4 separate regions of the Homo sapiens genome follow, and all the other regions are linked to region 3. The links are chromatin contacts, found by Hi-C or POLR2A ChIA-PET in ENCODE. All regions are on one chromosome and are shown on one strand. Each heading gives the region's core, a stretch centred on a gene start or an enhancer-like site at or near the end of the contact. The rest is flanking DNA. Distances are from core to core; before and after follow the strand shown. Region 1 holds the start of HERC5 (HECT and RLD domain containing E3 ubiquitin protein ligase 5). Region 2 overlaps GPRIN3 (GPRIN family member 3). Region 3 holds the start of NUDT9 (nudix hydrolase 9). Region 4 holds the start of HERC3 (HECT and RLD domain containing E3 ubiquitin protein ligase 3).

Region 1 (2,825 bases), core at 67-2,566, 1.0 Mb before region 3:
TCCAAGCGTACGAAAAATTTTAACTTAAAAAAAAAAACCTTAAAATTACTACAAAAATGAGTACATTTTTTAAAACACTGGGAGTGTGGATAGCTTTCCAGCCTAACATAAAACCCATAAGCCTTAACAGACAAAAAAATTGACAGACTACCCCCCAAAAAATGCACTAAAAACAACATGCACAAAAGGCAAAGTGAGAAAAATATTACATGTACGACGTGCAAAAGGCTATTCTTATTCAATATTCAAATACCTCTTCCATACAAATAAGAAAAAGATTTAACAACTCAAATTTCTAAAAGCCAGGCAAAGATAAACAGGCAATTTACCGAAAAAGGAACGCAAACGTCCAGTAGTTAAACGCAAAATAAACTCGCAGCAAGATACCAATTTCTTCACTCCACAGATGGGCAAAATTTTAAAGAACGCGGGCAACTATTTCCCCCACTTCGATGAGAATGTGGGAGAAGTGCAACTGAAGGCCAAGGTAAAATCCCATCACTGAGAACGACTCCCAAAGTTGGAGCAGTGACTACTTTCTCAAAACGAGACAGTGGGAGATGCGGCGGGCGGGGGACGGGGGTACAAACTTGAACAGAAACCTATGAGAAAGCCAGACTGGCTAAAAGGATGAAGACGGTGCCCGCATGCCCCGCACCGGCCACTTTGCTGAGCGGAGGATCCGCTGGTCGCCAGTATCCCGCTCACCCCGCGCCTGACACTGACCGGGATAAAAGACAGCTCAGGTGCGCCGTCGGCGAAACTATCCGAGCCAGGCGCGCGTCTGCGGCCTTCTGGGCTCTCCTCCCTCAGGCGCGGACCCCCGGCTGCCCGCCCCTCACAGCCCTCAGCCCTCACCCCTCACAGCCCTCACAGCCCTCACACACCAGCCCCACTCACTCGGCGTCCGGGCGCCGCCGCTCCCGGCGAGCAGCTGGTGAACCTGGACGCCCGCCCCGCCGCGTTCCAAGACCGCGAGGCGCCCCGGCGAGCAGCAGAGTTGGCGCGTCACCTCCACCCTCCGGAGCAGCGCGCGGTGGAGGCCCGCGGCGCTGGGAAAGAGCCAGAGCTGTGCGCCCGGAGACTTCGCGGGCTGGGTCGCGGCGGCCTTGCCCGCGGTCGAGCGCCCGTTGCGCCGCGACTTCCTCCGCGACCTCCGCTCCATCGCCGCTTTGCGGGGTCCCAGGCCCAGAGGCGAGAGGAGAGAACGCCTGGTCCCGGGACTGAGCGCGCCCACTGCCTCAGGCGTTGCGCTGCAGAGCGGGAACCAGCTGCGCGCAGCTGCGTGGCGTCGGGGAACCGCAGCCTCAGCTACTGAGCCCCTGCCGGGACGCCACGCCCCCCACGTGCTGTTTGGGGGCGGGGCCTGCAGCTCCAGTGGAAAACGAAACATAATGTTTGTTGTTGTTTTTAGGGGGCGGAATCGAAAAGGAAAAGGAAACTGTAATGAGAGTGACTTGGCAGGCGGCCAAAGGCAACAGGTCGTTGGCTGGGGTAAAGGCCGATGGGCTGGACTGAGAAAGTGTCCCCGGGCGGGCAGCGGCCACCTTAACTCCTGGACGGAATGGCTTTCGAGGAAACGCTGCAGTTCCACTAGGAGGCACCCTGACACACGCATTTCCAGAGGGAGGGATAACGGAAGCCAAAGTTTGTTAAGCGTTGTGCGCCGCGGCCGGGCGCGGTGATTCACGCCTGTAATCCCAGCACTTTGGGGGGCCGAGGCGGGCGGATCACGACGTCAGGAGATCGAGACCATTCTGGCTAACACGGTGAAACCCCGTCTCTACTAAAAATACAAAAACAAAATTAGCTGGGCGTGGTGGCGGGCGCCTGTAGTCCCAGCTACTCGGGAGGCTGAGGTGGGAGAATGGCGGGAACCCGGGAGGCGGAGTTTGCAGTGAGCCGAGATTGCGCCACTGCACTCCAGCCTGGGCGACAGAGCGAGACTATGTATCAAAAAAAAAAATGCGTTGTGCGCCGGGCTGAAACCGGCATAAAACTGGGCAGAGCTATGCAGGCAGCTACCCTCCCCCCCACCCCTACCCCCACCCCCACCCCCCTCGTGCCCGCTCCGCTACGTATTCCCGTATTCCCGGGTGCCTGGCAACAGTGATGTGCTTTAGGCCTTTTTTAGAATGCATACAAACGGAACCATATCTAAGTGATGTCTGGCTTTTTTAACTTAGCACAATGCTTTGAGATTCATACTATTGTGTTTAATTAGTAATTCATTTGTGTTATTGTTGAATGGTAGTCTATCATATGGGTAAGCCACAGTTTATTTATCCATTCACCAATTGATGGGCCTGTCGGTTGTAGGGAACAGGAGAAAACTTCCCCTTTGCCCTCTGAAGGGTCACCGAAAATCAACTGACAAGGCTGGGCCTGGGCTCCTGCCTGTAACCCCAGCCCTTTTTTAGCCCAAGGCAGGAGGATCTCTTCTTTGTGAAGTGTGTATTCAAATCTTTTGACCATTTATTTATTAGCTAGCTTGACTTTTTATCTAAGAGTTCTTTATATATTATTGAGTTCTTTATATGTTTCATACCATGTTCTTTATTAGCTATACGTTTTGAAATGTTTTCTACCTGTCTGTGGCTTGCCTCTTCATTTTAAGTGTCTTTTGAAGCACTGAAGTTTTCAATTTTGATGTAATTTATCCATTTTTTTCTTTTACATAGTTCATACCTTTTTTGTCCTACTTAAGACATTTTTGCTAAATTCAAGATTATAAGATTTCCTCATTTGTTACCTTCTGGAAGTTTTATAATTGTTGGTCTTCATTATATTTAAAATGAATTATTCTTTATAGTATCGATAGATGC
Region 2 (2,700 bases), core at 33-2,532, 1.9 Mb before region 3:
ATAACAAGTACATCAAACCTGTAATTTCACAGATGTTATTTTTTAGGGCAAGGCTAATGTTTTCAACCAGTGCACCAGTTAAAGTCAATTTAATGAAAAATATTGAGTTAAAAAAAATGGTTTAGATAGGAAGCACATGAGGCTAAAATCATGAAATGGGTACACAAATGTCACAGTCCCTGAAAGTGGAACATGAAGGCATGTCATTGCCCACAGCACCTCAGGTCCTCTCTAGAAATGAGAGGGCTGGTCCAGAAATCCCTAAGAGCAATTCTAGCTCTGATGCCCCACCACTTGTTTTTTTTTAAATCTTGCTTGTTTTCTTCTTCATTCACAGGCTTATTTTCTGAATTTTAGGCCCATTCTGCCTTTGTTGGAACCCAAACGGGCCCTTGTTATCTCCCCCTCTTCATCATCACCAAGCATGTATGCCTTCATTCATTTACGCATGTAGTCATTTAGCCCTACGCCCTATGGAGAGCTTATGGACTAGGTAATGTGGGCATGCAAGAAAGCTACAGAGTTCTAGACCTCTGACTTCTGTGTAAAATGAATATATTTGTCTGTGTTTCACATTGAAGTTAAAGCCCTTGAATGAAAGGCCTGGACTTCTGCCATCATCTTGTCTTTGTAGATCTTGGACAAATAAGAGATATTCAATGGAAGACCCCTTCATTGATAAAATGCATTATCAAGGCTCACGTTACAAATTTAAAATGTGTGTTGCTGTAAATATAAGTGCATAATGTGTGAGAATGGAAAAAAGGGGGGTCTACATTTCCTAGCTAGAAATGTCTAATTCTTGGGTCGTTTTGAATACAAAGGGAAAAAATTAGTACTTTCGTGTTTTGGAGTAGTCGTTAATACATCTTTGGTCTGTTAGAAATCTTTATAAGTCTGAGTCATATGAGGAATTTTAACACTTGTCAGTTTTTTGAGCTTTTTGTAAACATCAGCTACATTGAGAGGTGCACCAAGTTTCAATAGTGCTTATTGCTTTTTCATATAATTAAACTCCAAACACATGGTTAAAGTATATGATTATTTTTCCTTGGGAATTTGTCCTTGAGAAACTTTGTTAAGATGTTTTAAAGCACTTGAGTGTGGTGAGTATAAATTGTCACAAACGTTTATGTGATGTCAATGGAGCTGTTTTATGCTTGCCAGTAATTCATAAGATTTTGCTATAGTGGTGAAAAGGATATAGCAGTGGTTTCCTGCTGGAGTTTCTATATAACAGTGAGAAAAGCATCAGAGGATGTAGTTGGTTGTGGTTGTTTGCTCATACCCTGCTGCTCTTTTCTTTTTTGTAAAAAACAGGAAGCTGAAATGTGTTCTTTACTTAGTTCAATTGATGTTTAATAAGGACTTATCTGTGTGCCAGTATGGGAGGATGTAAAAATGAGAAGATGCATCCCTGCCTTTAAAGACCATAAAATCTTCAGAAATTATGTAAAACATTAGGAATTTAAGTAAAAAGGTCGAAGTGCTTCATGGCAGTATTTATTTATTCTCAATGCACATACAGTATGATAAAAATTGATTAACTGAAATTGGTTTCAATTTTCTTTCTTAGAGGAGTTGGGTCTCATTTTGTCACCCAGGCTGGTCTTAAACTCCTGGGCTCAGCTGATTCTCCCACCTTTGCCTCCCAAAGTGCTGAGATTACAAATGTGAGCCACCATGCCCAGCCTGTTTTCAAAATTTTAATGTTTAGATTTCATCATGAGTGACATAACTTTCCAAGTGTCACATTAAAACAAATTTCGAAGAAGCAGCTAATTCACTCAAGTAGTCTTTAACTCATTATTATGCCGAAGTTCAAATTAATTGTTAGTTTTTCTGTATTCTCTGGTTATGGAGCAGACTCCCAATTCCTCGGCTTACCAGTTTTGAGAGGAATTGTGTAAAAGAGCATATTCCAAGTCCCTATCCCCAAAACAAGGGAGAATAAAATAACATACTTAGGCTCAGTACATTAGTACTATTTCTTTTGACAATATCATAAATTTTAAAAAAGAAAGGCATGCACTAAAGAATATTTGTAACCAAGTACATATTCTGAATAGAAAAGATTTAATGGAATCCCTATCACTTAGAAAAGCAGAACCACTATGGTAATATGGAATAATGGATTTATTTTCAGTTTTAGACCTTGAACAATTGTGGGAGCTTTGCAGTCGCTTTCACGTCACATCTGGTATGGAGCTAAAGTCATCATAGGTTAGCAGAGCTGGCAACTGGGAAGAAAACCTAGATTTGAAGTAGAGCTGAGCAAGGGAGAACCTGCAGGAGAAAATGAAACCCATAAAGATAAACTGGAACTTGTATTTGACTCATACTTCTCCAGCCTCAATGACCCTGACTTGAACAGCCCGAAAGGGACTGGCACTCTTCACTGCAAAGCCATTCGTGCACCTGGCCCAGAAACCAAAAGAGGAGATCTGTGGGGAGCCAAATGTCCGGCAGCCTGGCTGCTGCCTGCCATGGACAAGGTGATCTGGGAGGTCAGTGAGCTGCACTTGTTGACTACACTGACCTTCAGAGCAGAATGCTGCTGTTTCACTTTTACCTTCCAAAGGTCACACAAATTTCCTTTGTAGCCAACTGGAATGAAGAACGATTTAGGAAAGGGAATTCTGGGAATGAGTTTCCATCAGATCTAAGACAGTGGTACAAAACCACCATAGAGGATGCTAG
Region 3 (2,710 bases), core at 67-2,566:
CTACCCATCTGGTACCTGCTCACATGCCCTCAACTGAAACCTTCCTATCTAGGCAACCTGGTACAGAGCCAAAAGTCAATTAGCGACCCATGTACTGAAAACAAGACCTATTACTCATATTAATCAAAATATAGACAGATAACCAGTGCCCATCACATGTTCGAGAAAAAGCAACAGAAGGAAACAGGACCAAAAAGACACAGAACAATTGACCAACAGTAAGTAAATTATTTAGGAAATAGATTTTTCTAATTATCATCTTTGTAGATTCAAGACTTTTAATATCTATAAAATAAGAAAAGGCTGCTGCACCTAGGACCCTGTGTTTACTAACTCAAAGAATAAAAACTGGAGAAGGGAAGAACAGAAGGAGGCAGTGTAAGACACCATAAATCCCTAAATTTAACCACAATAGACAAATTATTAAAAAAAAGGAGGTAGATAGTAAATATAATATATTGTCCACCCTGGAAAGGGGACAGGGGGAATAGTGATTTTACTTTTCATTTTACATTTTCAAGTTGTTTTAACTATGTACATGTATTAATACTAATAATAATGTTTTAAGTATTAACCATAAAAAAATGGCACGGGACACCACCACCCCAAACAATTGCTATTTAAACTCTCTCGTGATACTAACAATGATTTACAGAGAATGGCAAATTTCAAAATCAGAAGTCAAGAAGGGTCCCTGCCACTCGTTTTCCTCAAAAGGCAGATAAAATATTTTAGAGCCTTTTTGAAAACTTGTATATGACTATAAAAACCCGAGAGGCAAAGCAAAGCCTACAGAATACGCCAGAAAAAAAAGCTGCTTCCCACCCCCAACTCAAGGTCTAGGGCAAAGGAGCCGGTAGTAGGAGGGTGGAATACCTGAACGCCTGGATGCCGCGGCAGCGCGAGGACCTGATAGTCACAGAGGCCAAGGCCAGAGAGAGAGACACCGCGGCTAAAGCCTTTCCCAGGAGGCGTCCCGCCATGAGCGCCCCGAGGGCGGCTTTGCGATGCTAGGTCGCTCTTAGTTGGTGCCTCCGCCTCCCCACACCCCACAGCTCCGAGTCCCGGCCGCGGGTATCTGATGGGCACTAGGACCTGTCTGCCGTTGGGTTCCCGAACGGGAGTAGCTGTGCCTATCTATAAATCACAGATCAAGAGCCCTCCCACGATAAGAGTCCACCGCTTTCCCCAGTGCATCGAGAAAAATCCAGACCAGCACGTGACGCCGAAGCCTCCAGCGCCAGCTGCCTGGGGAAACCGCGGCCACGAACCTCGTAACTTTCTCTCTGCGTAATGGCGCTTTACGGCCGCGCCGCAAAGCAAAGGTCGTGCGTTGCCGGCTTGGTAGCGCCTTCCTTCTCCGACTTCCCAGACTTCCCAGTCTGCGCAGGCTTACTTGGGGACGCAGGGAACTACCAAGAAAGTGTCAGAGGAAAGGAAAGGTGAAACAGACGAGGAACTGGAACGGGAATAAGTGGGAAAGAAGCCAAGGGGTTTGAGAGAGACTTGCTGCCCTGGGTTTTTGGTTTTTGTTTTTTGAGACAAGAGTCTGGCTCTGTCGCCCAGGCTGCAGTGCAGGGGCGCGATTTCAGCTCATTGCCGCCTCAACCTCCTGGGCTTAAGCGAGTCTCTTGTCTCAGCCCCCGACGTAGCTGGGACTACAGGCACACACCGCCATACCTGGCTAATTTTTGTATGTTTTGTAGCGACAGATTTTTGCCATGTTGCCCAGGCTGGTCTCCAACTCTCAAGCTCAAATAATCCAACTGTTTGGGCCTCCCACAGTGCTGAGGTTACAGGCCTCAGCCAACGCGCCTGGCCCTGCTCTGGTTTTTTTAGGGAGTAAGTTGTTGCGGAAGGACGCAGGTCTTAGCCATATTTTTGAATAATACTTCGTTATGGGAATGAAACCGCCTTTGCAAAATTATGACTGATTTGGGAGGCCGAGGCGGGATCACTTGCAGTCAGGAGTTCAAGACCAGCCTGGCCAACGTGGTGAAACCTCGTCTCTACTAAAAATACAAAAATTAGCTGGGCATGGTGGTAAACGCGCCTGTAGTCCCAGCTGCTCAGGAGGATGAAGCAGGAGAATCGCTTGAACCCGGGAGGTGGAGGTTGCAGTGAGCCAACGTCGCACCACTGCACTCCACCCTGGGCGACAAGAGTGAAACTACGTATCAAAAAAAAAAAGAAAAAACCTCTGCTCCCTGAATGCTCAGGGAGACTGATTTGAGTAATAATAGAACTCCGGTCTCACACAGCTGGCTCTGCATGAATTACTCTTTCTCTATTGCAATTCCCCTGTCTTGATGAATCAGCTCTGTCTAGGAAGCGGGAAAGGTGAACCCCTTGGGCGGTTACAGCAAGAGGAGATAGTCCAGAGACTCAGCCCTCGTATCTTGAAGGGTTTCTTGGTTTTTTGTTTTTGTTTTCTTAACCAAGTTGTCTGCTCCAATTGCTGGATTTCATTCACAAGGCTTTGCTAGGACCAGTTGTGGCCCTTGGAAACTCGTGGAGGAGAAAAGCTGTGAAAATAGGCACACATGCTGGAGGAGGAACAGAGGGCAACACACATAATACTGGATAATAAACTTGAGAGGCAAAAATTAAACAAACCGACAAACAAAGTTGGAAACCCAGACTGTCCAAAGCAGCTTGTAATCAGGCTTACTTCATTTATATTAGCTTATTGATGTGGCAACTATTTGAC
Region 4 (2,816 bases), core at 74-2,573, 1.2 Mb before region 3:
TTTTATTTTTTCATTTCTCTCAAGTCTAGAGTTGAAAAATCAGCTCACTTGATCTTATCTAATCATCAAATAAAAGGTTCTAGAAATAGCTTCTTATTTGTGGAAAGAGCCAGAAGACACATACAAATGGAAGAGAGCTCTTGAATCGTCTTTCCCAAAGCATTCTATGCGTGATGAATGCAAGCAAAATCCTGGAAGGCTTTTCTCTGAATTAGGTACTTCCTAATTGAGCTCATTTGAAAGCTGATGTAAAATGCAATCAGAAAGCAGCCAGAAACAGTGACAGACCAACAGCAAAGTTCAAATACTTATTCCCTGGAGCTCATGCTGCATACACATATTCCGTGCACAGTCGCATTAGGTACTGTCTCCATAGGCTCACCTGTTTCAGGTTACACATGCTCCTCTCGGTCTGGTTGCCCTGGTTTGCCCACTCCACACATTCACAAATGACTCAAGTCTCACCTGCCCCCGGCCGTCCCAGCTCCTGACACCCCCGCGTCGGTCCGCACCGACGTGTCGGCGTACACACACACACACACCCGTACACACGTGTCCGCACACACCCTCGCCCCCGGCCCCGCCCAGGAGGCGGACCCGGGAGAGGCGAGCCGGCCCGGCCTCCGCGAAGTGGGTGGTGCCGGGCCCCGCAGCCCTGCCGGCGCTGTCATCGCGGACGCCGTGCACCGCGTCCTCGGCGCAAACTCCTCGCGGCCGCTGAGGTTCCCCAAAATGCCAGGGCCTCGCCAGCTCCCATTTCAATTGAAAGCGTCCGCGCCCCTCACTGCACGGAGGTCCCTGGAACCCCAGAATTTAAATAGGGGCAGGGGGCGAGCATAGGGACTATCCTCCTTTTGACTTTCTGCGTCGCAATTCCTCCCGGGCGGCAGGGCGGGAGGGCGGCCGAGCGCGGGCGGGAGGCGCTCCCATTTTGAAGGCTTGTCTCGCCTTTCCCGGCGCGGGGCTCTCTGACCGGAGGGCGAGCCCACGAGAACGCCAGGGAGGCGTACGCAGGGTACTAAGGGCGCCGCGCCCCAACCTCCCCGCGCCCCAGACCCAGGTCGTCTCTGGAGGTGCCTGCAGCCCCCGCCGCCGGAGCCACGGGAGGAGCCGCAGCCGCCCCTCCGGGAGCCGCGCGCTGACTGCAGTGCCAGGCGGAACGCGGCCCAGCGCGGCTGCAGCTCCGCCGTACCCCCCTCCCTGGAACCCCGGCCCCCGCCCTGCGCACCTCGGCAGCAGCCGAACCGCAGCTTGGGACTCCGACTGTCACAGCCCCTCTCGCCGGACCCGGGGTTTCTCCGTTTTCGGCGTCACAATAATAAGGAAGTTTCCCCGCAAGCCTGCGGGCGGCGGAATGCGCTGGGTGAATGGCTTCGCACCGGGCCAATGGGCGCCGTTCTGGGATGGGCCCGCGCCAATGGCGGCCGCCGTGGCACGGGCTGGAGGCGGGGCGGCAAGGTCCGCGGGCAGGAGGAGGGGAGAGGCCCAGGCCCCAGAGCCAGGCGCAGGCTGCCCGAGGTGACAGGACTCGAGGGCCCGGCGCGGGGACAGCGGCACGGGTGTGTCAGCCGAAATCGGACTGCAAGACATAGAGCGTTGACGCTGAAATAAGATTGCTTTTCACTGGCGGGGAAGCGAGCTGGACCGATCAGCGGTTGCCTATTCAGGTTCTGGACTCTGGTTTTTATTATTTATGAAGAGGTGACCGAAAGCCTTGGGCACGGGGGAAAAAGCTGGAGGGTGACAATTGAGGGAGAGTGCGCTAGTCTTCTGCTTTACTCCCCTTCGTAGGACTGTAGGAAGCGCGGCGCCGGCCCGCGGCGCTGCGCGGTGGGAGAGGCGGGGAAGGAGGTACGCGGCAGCCGCCGGCGCTCTTCTGGAGAGGTGGGGATCGAAGACCGGCACGGGGCTGCGGAAGAAAGGCGGGCCTGGGGGAGGCTGGAGGGTGGACCCGGGGGGAGCATAGCAAGAAGAGTCTGAGCACCAGATCTTAAAATCTTGTAATCTGAAAGACACTCTGTGGCCTATACCCAGTAACGGATTTTTTAAAAGTTTGTCCTCTTCCACTTTTCCCTAGCGCCGAATCCCAGAGCTTCCTCCCCCTCCCCAAGGTCACTAGTGCTTTCATACTTGCCCTAGACCTGATCTGATCCACAGCTAATCTTTTGCAGAAAACCTCAGAAAGGTGACTTCATGTGTCTGCCCCCCTTAAATGTAAAATGCAGAACACTGGCACGGTACTGCTTTAATCCAAAGGAATAACTCTCCCAGTGGAAGAATTTCTATAACCTGGCATTTGAAGCAGGAAGGCCCTTTGAGGATAGATTCTTACCAAGGACATTCAAATCACCTCAGGTCTGCAATCGCTCGTCCTGAGAACCTAACAGACTGACCAAGTAGAAAAGAAAGTTTCAAGGAGTGGTGTATCCTGGGGATGAGACGTTGTTGGCTGACTGACAGTGTTGAGCCCTCCGTGAAATAATGCAAATTGTCCAGTACACTGAGACAAGAAAGCTAAAAAAGCAGAATCTAAGTTATCAGGTCATCTAAGAAAAAATCCAAACCTTTGAAATTTGGATCACACTTGACACGTTTAGAAACACTGGGGATGGCCAGGCGCGGTGGCCCATGCCTGTAATCTCGGCACTTTGGGAGGCCGAAGCCGGTGGATCACTTGAGGTCAGCAGTTCGAGACCAGCCTGGCCAACATGGTGAAACCTTGTCTCTACAAAAAAAAATACCAAAATTAGCCGAGTAGGGTGGTGTGCGCCTGTAGTCCCAGCTACTCAGGAGGCTGAGGCAGGAGAATCACTGGA

The links. Hi-C counts contacts between places; a loop is a spot of excess contacts on that map. ChIA-PET counts read pairs that join two places held with the same protein, here RNA polymerase II (POLR2A). Pooled maps may share reads with other maps.
Region 1: a map of CD8-positive, alpha-beta T cell shows a loop between it and region 3 (3-fold over the local background). The contact joins the promoter of HERC5 here to the promoter of NUDT9 in region 3. A Hi-C loop is called at or near these places in 3 of 168 maps with a recorded cell type or tissue (CD4-positive, alpha-beta memory T cell, CD8-positive, alpha-beta T cell and naive thymus-derived CD4-positive, alpha-beta T cell), 3 of 37 single-sample maps with no recorded cell type and 9 of 50 pooled maps. POLR2A ChIA-PET finds 5 or more read pairs at or near these places in 1 of 52 experiments (CD4-positive, alpha-beta memory T cell).
Region 2: a loop to region 3 is called in a map of naive thymus-derived CD4-positive, alpha-beta T cell, with 10 times the contacts of the local background. The contact joins the enhancer-like site here to the promoter of NUDT9 in region 3. A Hi-C loop is called at or near these places in 1 of 168 maps with a recorded cell type or tissue (naive thymus-derived CD4-positive, alpha-beta T cell) and 7 of 50 pooled maps.
Region 4: a loop to region 3 is called in a map of B cell, with 16 times the contacts of the local background. The contact joins the promoter of HERC3 here to the promoter of NUDT9 in region 3. A Hi-C loop is called at or near these places in 1 of 168 maps with a recorded cell type or tissue (B cell) and 9 of 50 pooled maps. POLR2A ChIA-PET finds 5 or more read pairs at or near these places in 3 of 52 experiments (BJ, activated CD8-positive, alpha-beta memory T cell and naive thymus-derived CD8-positive, alpha-beta T cell).

Annotation. Positions count from the first base shown.
Region 1 is chr4:88,455,610-88,458,434 of GRCh38, reverse strand. It overlaps HERC5 (HECT and RLD domain containing E3 ubiquitin protein ligase 5), which reads right to left and starts at 1,316. Exons shown (of 23, transcript NM_016323.4): 1 at 901-1,316. The coding sequence starts at 1,165. All of the region lies in intron 1 of LOC102723458 (a long non-coding RNA gene), which reads left to right. RefSeq lists an enhancer at 1,257-1,686.
Region 2 is chr4:89,293,258-89,295,957 of GRCh38, reverse strand. All of the region lies in intron 1 of GPRIN3 (GPRIN family member 3), which reads left to right. Among named protein-coding and RNA genes, the nearest start is that of GPRIN3, 13 kb to the left of the region's middle. Within about 2 kb of position 1,282, at least 5 of the 41 ENCODE cell types and tissues checked have a DNase peak (open chromatin) inside an H3K27ac peak, as active enhancers do.
Region 3 is chr4:87,421,179-87,423,888 of GRCh38, reverse strand. It overlaps NUDT9 (nudix hydrolase 9), which reads right to left and starts at 1,316. Exons shown (of 8, transcript NM_024047.5): 1 at 877-1,316. The coding sequence starts at 983. RefSeq lists enhancers at 494-1,428, 1,498-1,547.
Region 4 is chr4:88,590,987-88,593,802 of GRCh38, reverse strand. HERC3 (HECT and RLD domain containing E3 ubiquitin protein ligase 3) reads right to left here and starts at 1,323. Exons shown (of 26, transcript NM_014606.3): 1 at 1,229-1,323. RefSeq lists silencers at 298-707, 1,028-1,587, 1,758-1,817.